Linked DNA regions of Homo sapiens: region 1 is linked to region 2. The links are chromatin contacts, found by Hi-C or POLR2A ChIA-PET in ENCODE. All regions are on one chromosome and are shown on one strand. The core of a region is the stretch at or near the end of the contact, and the rest is flanking DNA. Distances in the headings are between cores, read along the strand shown. Region 1 has its middle 22 kb from the start of ITPK1. Region 2 holds the start of UBR7 (ubiquitin protein ligase E3 component n-recognin 7).

What was found. Hi-C counts contacts between places; a loop is a spot of excess contacts on that map. ChIA-PET counts read pairs that join two places held with the same protein, here RNA polymerase II (POLR2A). Pooled maps may share reads with other maps.
Region 1: a loop to region 2 is called in a map of MCF 10A, with 9 times the contacts of the local background. The contact joins the enhancer-like site here to the promoter of UBR7 in region 2. A Hi-C loop is called at or near these places in 8 of 168 maps with a recorded cell type or tissue (B cell, CD4-positive, alpha-beta memory T cell, CD8-positive, alpha-beta T cell and 4 more), 8 of 37 single-sample maps with no recorded cell type and 16 of 50 pooled maps. POLR2A ChIA-PET finds 5 or more read pairs at or near these places in 7 of 52 experiments (A549, HEK293T, MCF 10A and 3 more).

Annotation. Positions count from the first base shown.
Region 1 is chr14:93,136,287-93,139,746 of GRCh38, reverse strand. It overlaps the pseudogene CYB5AP3. Among named protein-coding and RNA genes, the nearest start is that of ITPK1, 22 kb to the right of the region's middle. RefSeq lists an enhancer at 1,184-1,683. Within about 2 kb of position 1,691, at least 2 of the 41 ENCODE cell types and tissues checked have a DNase peak (open chromatin) inside an H3K27ac peak, as active enhancers do.
Region 2 is chr14:93,205,868-93,209,545 of GRCh38, reverse strand. It overlaps UBR7 (ubiquitin protein ligase E3 component n-recognin 7), which reads right to left and starts at 2,290. Exons shown (of 11, transcript NM_175748.4): 1 at 2,105-2,290. The coding sequence starts at 2,254. GON7 (GON7 subunit of KEOPS complex) reads left to right here and starts at 2,481. Exons shown (of 2, transcript NM_032490.5): 1 at 2,481-2,716. The coding sequence starts at 2,509. RefSeq lists an enhancer at 2,385-3,244.

The DNA of each region.
Region 1 (3,460 bases), core at 442-2,941, 69 kb after region 2:
GGCGCCTGTAGTCCCAGCTACCCGGGAGGCTGAGGCAGGAGAATGGCGTGAACCAGGGAGGCGGAGCTTGCAGTGAGCCGAGATCGCGCCACTGCACTCCAGTCTGGGAGACAGCGAGACTGTCTCAAAAAAAACCAAAAAACCAAAAAAACAAAAACCAAGTGAGGTTCTAGGCTCAAATACTTACAAACAGAATTTTCACATGCATGGATGTCTGCTGAGACATTCTAAAGTCACGTGAGGAGATCAGTTTTCATCTCCTCACCTCTCCAACTATCTTGTGCATCGCAGCATGTCTGGCTTGTCTGACTCCAGCCAGCTGAGTGCCTGCTGTGCCCCCAGTCAATGGGACAACTAGAAAAAAACCTATAGAAATTTAAAAAATGTACACTAGGCGGCGCTGCCACCCTGGGCGAGAACCATATCTAGGCCCTCGTTTTATTCTGTTTCTCCTCACCCATCACTGACCACGTGAGATTGCAGTCTGCATTTTTTGTTTGTGTATGGCTTGTTTCCACGACTAGAGTGTGGGCTGCAGGAGGGCAAGGCTTTGTTTCTTTCTGTTTAAAAATGATGTGTGTGTGTATGTGTGTATGTGTGTTTATATATTTGTGTGTGTGTGTGTGTGTGTGTGTATATATATATATATACATATACTTTTTTTTTTTTTTTTGGTGAGACGGAGTCTTGCTTGTCACCCAGGCTGGAGTGCAGTGGTGCCATCTCGGCTCACTGCAACCTCTGACTCCCGGGTTCAAGCGATTCTTCTGCCTCAGCCTCCCAAGTAGCTGGGATTACAGGCATGTGTCACCACGCTAGGCTAATTTCTTTTTGTGTTTTTAGTGGACACGGGGTTTCACCATATTGGCCAGGTTGGTTTCGAACTCCTGACCTTGTGATCCAACCCCTTCAGCCTCCCAAAGTGCTGGGATTATAGGCATGAGCCACGGCGCCCAGCCTATATTTTTGTATTTTAAAAGCCGGATATATTTGTAAAAGATCATGCTTACAATCAGTAAATTACGTAGTAAAGAAACATCAAAATAAAGTAGATGAATAAAAGGCACACTCGAAAAATCCGAGAGCAGAAAAGACAGTTCTTTTTGTTTTATTTCTAATGTAGGCAGAAAGAAAAAGAGATATGTTAAAATTATTTTTTTCAAGAGAAGTTTTCTGTCAGTTGGAGTAATTAGCATTGGCTTCTTTTTGCCTGTGTCTAAAGCAGGATTTTCCTGCACTGGCTTCTGAGGAGGTTCAGCCTTCTGCCATGTGTGCCTTGATAGGCGACGGCCACTGCTGACATGGCAGGGATCACTCAGTTGGTCCACCAACTGGAGCTAGAATCAACAGCAGTGATAAGAGTTTCCGAAGCTTGTTTAACTTTGGTCTGTCGTCTGGATGGGGCTCCTGAATGATATATGTTTTGGACAATTCCATGGCATCTCAAAGATGCCCGACATCCTCAAAATTCTCAGTAGCGTCACCTCCAGCTTGTTCCCTTAAGACTTCTTCCCCACCAGAATGCTCTTCCAGAAATTTGGTCAAATAGTACACTTGTGGTGCAGAATCAGTCAGGTGCTCTTGCTGTCGTTGTGCTTCTGAATCTCCTCTAGGGTGTAGTACTTCACGGCCTCGTCCAGCTGCTCGGCCGTCTCGGTTGGCTGCGAGCCAGGCCCAGCACACACAGCCTCGTCGGGTGGAGTAGAGCTTGTGACTCCGCCAGCTCCACCTGGGACATTCCCCTCGCCAGGCACCACACCAGGGGCTGGGCGGCCGGCTCAGGGGCGGGGCGACGTAGAAGCACATATGTATATATATATTTTAGAAACAGGGTCTTACTATGTTCCCAGGTTGGTCTTGAACTCCCGGGCCCCAGTGACCCTCCTGCCTCGGCCTCCCAAAGTCTCAGGATTACAGGCGTGAGCCACTGTGCCTGGCCAAGGTTTTGTTTCTTCCGCTGGTGTACCCCCAATGCCAACAACAGTGCCTGGCAATGACTGGGCTCGCCAAGGGGGAGTGGATAAATGAGTGGTATCCAAGCCCTCCCTAGTTTCCATCCTTAGAACTCTACGTTAAAGAGTGTTCGGAATCAGTTCTTTTTCTTTTTTGAGATGGAGTCTTGCTCTGTCGCCCAGGCTGGAGTGCAATGGTGCGATCTCGGCTCACTGCAACCTCTGCCTCCTGGGTTCAAGTGATTCTCCTGCCTCAGCCTCCTGAGTAGCTGAGATTACTCAAAGTGACCTACCTTCAGTCACTTTTAAATCCAACTCCCAATTTTGGACAACATAGAGATTTTTGAATCTCTTTCTTTGCTCACATTGTGTTTTTGTTTTATTTTGTTTTTTTGAGATGGAGTCTCACTCTGTTGTCCCACCATGATCTCGGCTCACTGCAACCTCCACCTCCCAGGTTCAAGCAATTCTCCTTCCTCAGCCTCTCAGGTAGCTGGGATTACAGGTGTGCACCACCATGCCTGGCTAATTTTTGTATTTTTAGCAGAGACAGGGTGTTTACCATGTTGGCGAGGTTGGCCTCAAACTCCTGACCTCAAGTGATCTGCCCGCCTCAGACTCCCAAAGTGCTGAGAGTACAGGTGTGAGCCACCGTGCCTGGGCTCACATTGGTTCGATTTTACTCTGACAATGGTTCCTGCCAGCCAGGCACTGCACCAGTACTGCATAAGCGTCCTCTCATTTGATCCTCCAGGAACTCCCTTCGGTTAGGCACTGTCATTATCCTCACTTGACAAATAAGGAAACTGAGGCTCAATAGAGAGGCTGGGCAACTTTATCAATGTCACACCCACTGAGCGCAAGGCCTGGGTTTTGAATACCAGGCCCTCGCTGTCCATGCGCAGAACCACCGGGCTATATACCCCTCTGGACGCACTTTAGGCAGATCAGTGTGTTACAGTCGAGAGAAGTCTAGTCTAGGAGCCAGAAGACCTGGGTTCAAGGTATTAAGTCGGCCACTGGCTGGCTGTGTGACTTCGGGCGGCCCCTTAACCTCAGCTTCCTAGCTTCCTCATCGACCAAGTGAATAAGGAAGAACCGGCCAAGGCTGGGCACAGTGGCTCACGCCTGTAATTCCAGCACTTTGGGAGGCCAAGGCGGGTGGATCACCTGAGGTCAGGAGTTTGAGACCAGCCTGGCCAACATGGTGAAGCCCCATCTCTACTAAAAATACAAAAATTAACGGGGCATGGTGGTGCATGCCTGTAATCCCAACTTCTCAGGAGGCTGAGGTGGGAGGATCTCTTTAACCCAGGAGGTGGAGGTTGCAGTGAGCTGAGATTGTGCCACTGCACTCTAGCCTGGGTGACAGAGCAAGACTCTGTCTCAAAAAAAAAAAAAAAAAAGGAAGAACCAGCCAAAAAGACAAACTGGACCCAAGGCTGCATGGACTGCTGTATACCTCCTCAGGAGGGAATTCAGCTCTGCTCTGAGCCAGCCAGGGGGCC
Region 2 (3,678 bases), core at 1,041-3,540:
CTGGTCTCAAACTCCTGGGCTCAAGCAATTCTCTGCCTTGGCCTTCCAAAGTGCTGGGATTACAAGCATTAGCCACGACACAAGCCAGCACTTCTTTCTTAAAGTGATAGGAAGTCTGAATTTGTCAATCAGCTGTGAATAAATGGATCTGTTTAATCATTTTAATATGTGAAAACACAGGAGCATATGTACAGGTTTATGTAAGTAACATCACACTTTCATCCTGGAAAATGTTTGTAAATCTACCAAAGAAAGAATCAACACATGCAAAGAATCCCTTTGATTTTTAGGAGATGCCTGCTGAAGTATTTAGAGGTATAGTGTCATCGTGTCTGCAACTTATTTTTAAATAGTTCAAAATTTTAAAACAGCAAATTTTAAGTAGAAAAGGAGATAAAACAAATGTGACAAAATGTTAAAAAGTGAATATGTAGGCTGGGCACGGTGGCTCACGCCTGTAATCCCAGCACTTTGGGAGGCCGAGGTGGGCAGATCACTTGAGGTCAGGAGTTCAAGACCAACCTGGTCAACGTGGTGAAAACCTCATCTCTAGAACACCCCATCCACTAAAAATACAAAAATTAGCTGGACGTGATGGCGGGCGCCTGTTATCCCAGCTACTTGGGAGGCTAAGACAGGAGAATCACTTGAACCCAGGAGGTGGAGGTTGCAGTGAGCAGAGATCATGACATTGCACTCCAGCCTGGGTGGCAAGAGTGAAATTCCATCTCAAAAAGAAAAAAAAAGTGAATATGTATAAGAGGTATAGTTACCTTCCTCTAGGAAGGAGGAAGATAGATAAGGAGGCTTCCGGGATGCCAGTAAGGTTCTATTTCTTTTTCTTTCTTTTTTTTTTAAAGTTCTATTCCAATAAGCCTTTTGCACTCCTAATGTTCTATTTGTTGATCTGGGTTGTGGGAACACGCACACTTTCCTTTCAAGCTGTGTACATGATTTGTGCAAATTTCCGTATTTTTTTTTTTACCACAAAGAAAATATTAAGGAATCCATTTTATAAAGGTAACTACACTTCAAAAATAGTTTACATATAGACATAACTTTTTTCTTTTTTTTTTTTTTAAGTAAAGCAGGGGAAAAATTGTTTTAGTGGTGACCAAAGGTTTTAAAATACCTGGGGCTATGTCTGGATACCAGGTTTATTCAACAATCTAGCACTTTGCAGTGTAAACTAACCTTGGTCAACAACGAGAACTGGTATTATGATCTCAGTTCATACCACATAATGAATACAAGTCTCTCCCCTCATCTCCCCAGTGTTCCAATCCACCCCTCTTCCTAGGTAACCCTTCTTCCTACCAATTCTCATCCTTTGTCAGTCTTCTTCCTACCCATCCTTTTCCATTTTTGTACCTCGAAGTGTAGGGTGAGTCACTAAACACCACATCACACCCCCTCAAACACTTGCTCACTCACAACGTCTTCCAAATGCCAAACAGATCCTTTTCTCCTCTCTCCCCTCCCTTGCCAGAGCCACTTGCTGTTCTGTTTCCGGTCTATTTCCAGGGGAGGGGGGCAGACTGCAGATAGACATGGGTACTTGCTTCATTTTGCCAAAAAAAGAAAGAAAGAAAAAGTACTAGCTAGCACTTGTCCAACTAAATTGCAGAGGAACTAGCTGTCAAGGAGCTCACCGCAAATCCCTATGGATTTGAAAATCTCTTTAACCTGACTCTCCCATTCGGTCCCTAATAAATAAATAAATAAATAATCTTAGGATGGGAAAATCAGGGACAAAGATGTCTGGATCTGAGAGGTCGCGGGGTGGTTTCGTGAAAAGCAGTGGTGCACCAAGAAGAGGCTGGAGAGGACGGACAGAGCAGCTGCTCCAGGGCCCTTCCTGGCGGGCCGGACAGAGTTGGAGACAGGGGAGAGGGGGGCCCCTGCTGGACACAGGCTGAAGGGGGCCCAGGAGGTTGGGGTTAAAAGGGAAGGGTGAGCTTGGGGTGAGGAAGCGGCAGACTAACGGCGGCCCCGGACCACCACTGGGGAGACGACTGCGGCAAGGCGGGAATAGGGACAGCCGGGCCGGGAAGGGGAGGTTCGGCGGGAGCCGGGGGAGAGGAGGCCCGGGCCGCGCGCCCACCTGAGAGTAGGAGCACTTCTCGGAGTCGCTGCCGCCCAGGACAGCGCACGCCTCATTCTCCAGCTCCTCGTCCTCCTCAAGGACGTCGACCAACGATACCACGGGCTCCAGCTCCGACTGCCGCCCAGCGGCGCCCTCGGCTCCGGCCATCCTCAACTGTCAGCCGAACAGCGGCTCGGCCCCGGCGGAGGCGGGAAAAGCGGCCGTGAGGGGCGTAGCCGGAGGAGGTGGGGCCCGAGTGCCAGGAACCAATGACAAGGAAAAAAAGCGAAGGAAGGGGGAGGAGCGACTTCCGACAAACGGATGTCACTCCTCTCCCTTCTCCCGCCTGCGCCGGACGCGGGCTGATTTCCGCCTCCGGGTGGCGCTTCCCGGTGTCGTGTTCTGGAAGCTTAGCGGTCACCATGGAGCTGCTGGGAGAGTACGTCGGGCAGGAAGGGAAGCCGCAGAAGCTGCGGGTGTCCTGTGAGGCGCCGGGTGACGGCGACCCTTTCCAGGGCCTGTTGTCTGGCGTGGCCCAGATGAAGGACATGGTAACGGAATTATTCGACCCTCTGGTACAGGGGGAAGTGCAGCACCGGGTGGCGGCGGCTCCAGACGAGGACTTGGACGGTGAGCTCTGAGACGGTGCTGCAGTGACCGGAGGACGGGGCGGGCGCCCAGGGGAAATTGGCTTGGGGAGCCCGTGTAGAGTGGCAGACTTGGACAAAGTGAGCCTCGAGGAAAGAAGAATTGCATCTAAAAATTTTTGGCGGGCTAGGCGAAGTGGGGCTCACGCCTGTAATCCCAGCACTTTGGGAGGGCGAGGCAGGAGGATCACTTGAGGTCAGGAGTTCCAGAACAGCCAGGGCAACATATCGAGACCCCGTTTCTATTATTATTTTTAAAATAATTTAAAAAATAAAAATTGTTGGCATTTATCACTATATTTATTTGGGCTGCTTCTACTCAAGCGTTTCCACAACTCATCGCTATTTCGTTTATTTCACAAAAAAACGTGTCGAATGCCTACTATTATGTGCCAAACCCTGAGCTGAGCCCTGGAGGAAGAATGAGGTGAATGCGACTCAGTTCCTGCCCTTGTGAAACACAAGGGGACTAGACAGGCAGACACTCTTATTAAAAGTGGAAGTGGTCCGGGCTGGTGGCTCACGCCTGTAATCCCTGCACTTTGGGAGACCGAGGCAGGCAGATCACGAGGTCAGGAGTTCGAGACAAGCCTGGCCAATATGGTGAAACCCTGTCTCTACTAAAAATACAAAAATTAGCTGGGCGTGGTGGCATGCTCCTGTAGTCCCAGCTACTCTACTCGGGAGGCTGAGGCAGAAGAATCGCTTGAACCCTGGAGGCAGAGGGTGCAGTGAGCCGAGATCGCGCCACTGCACTCTATCGTGGGCGACAGAGCGAGACTCCGTCTCAAAAAAAAAGAAAAAAAAAGTGAAAGTGGTTCTGTGGTCCTCTGTAACTGTTGCAAACCCAGACACCCTAGGAAGTCTTCAGAAAGGATAAGACTTTTGAGCTGGGTGTTGAATAAAAAGGAGTTTTATCAGGTGTGAAACTACAGACATACTTGG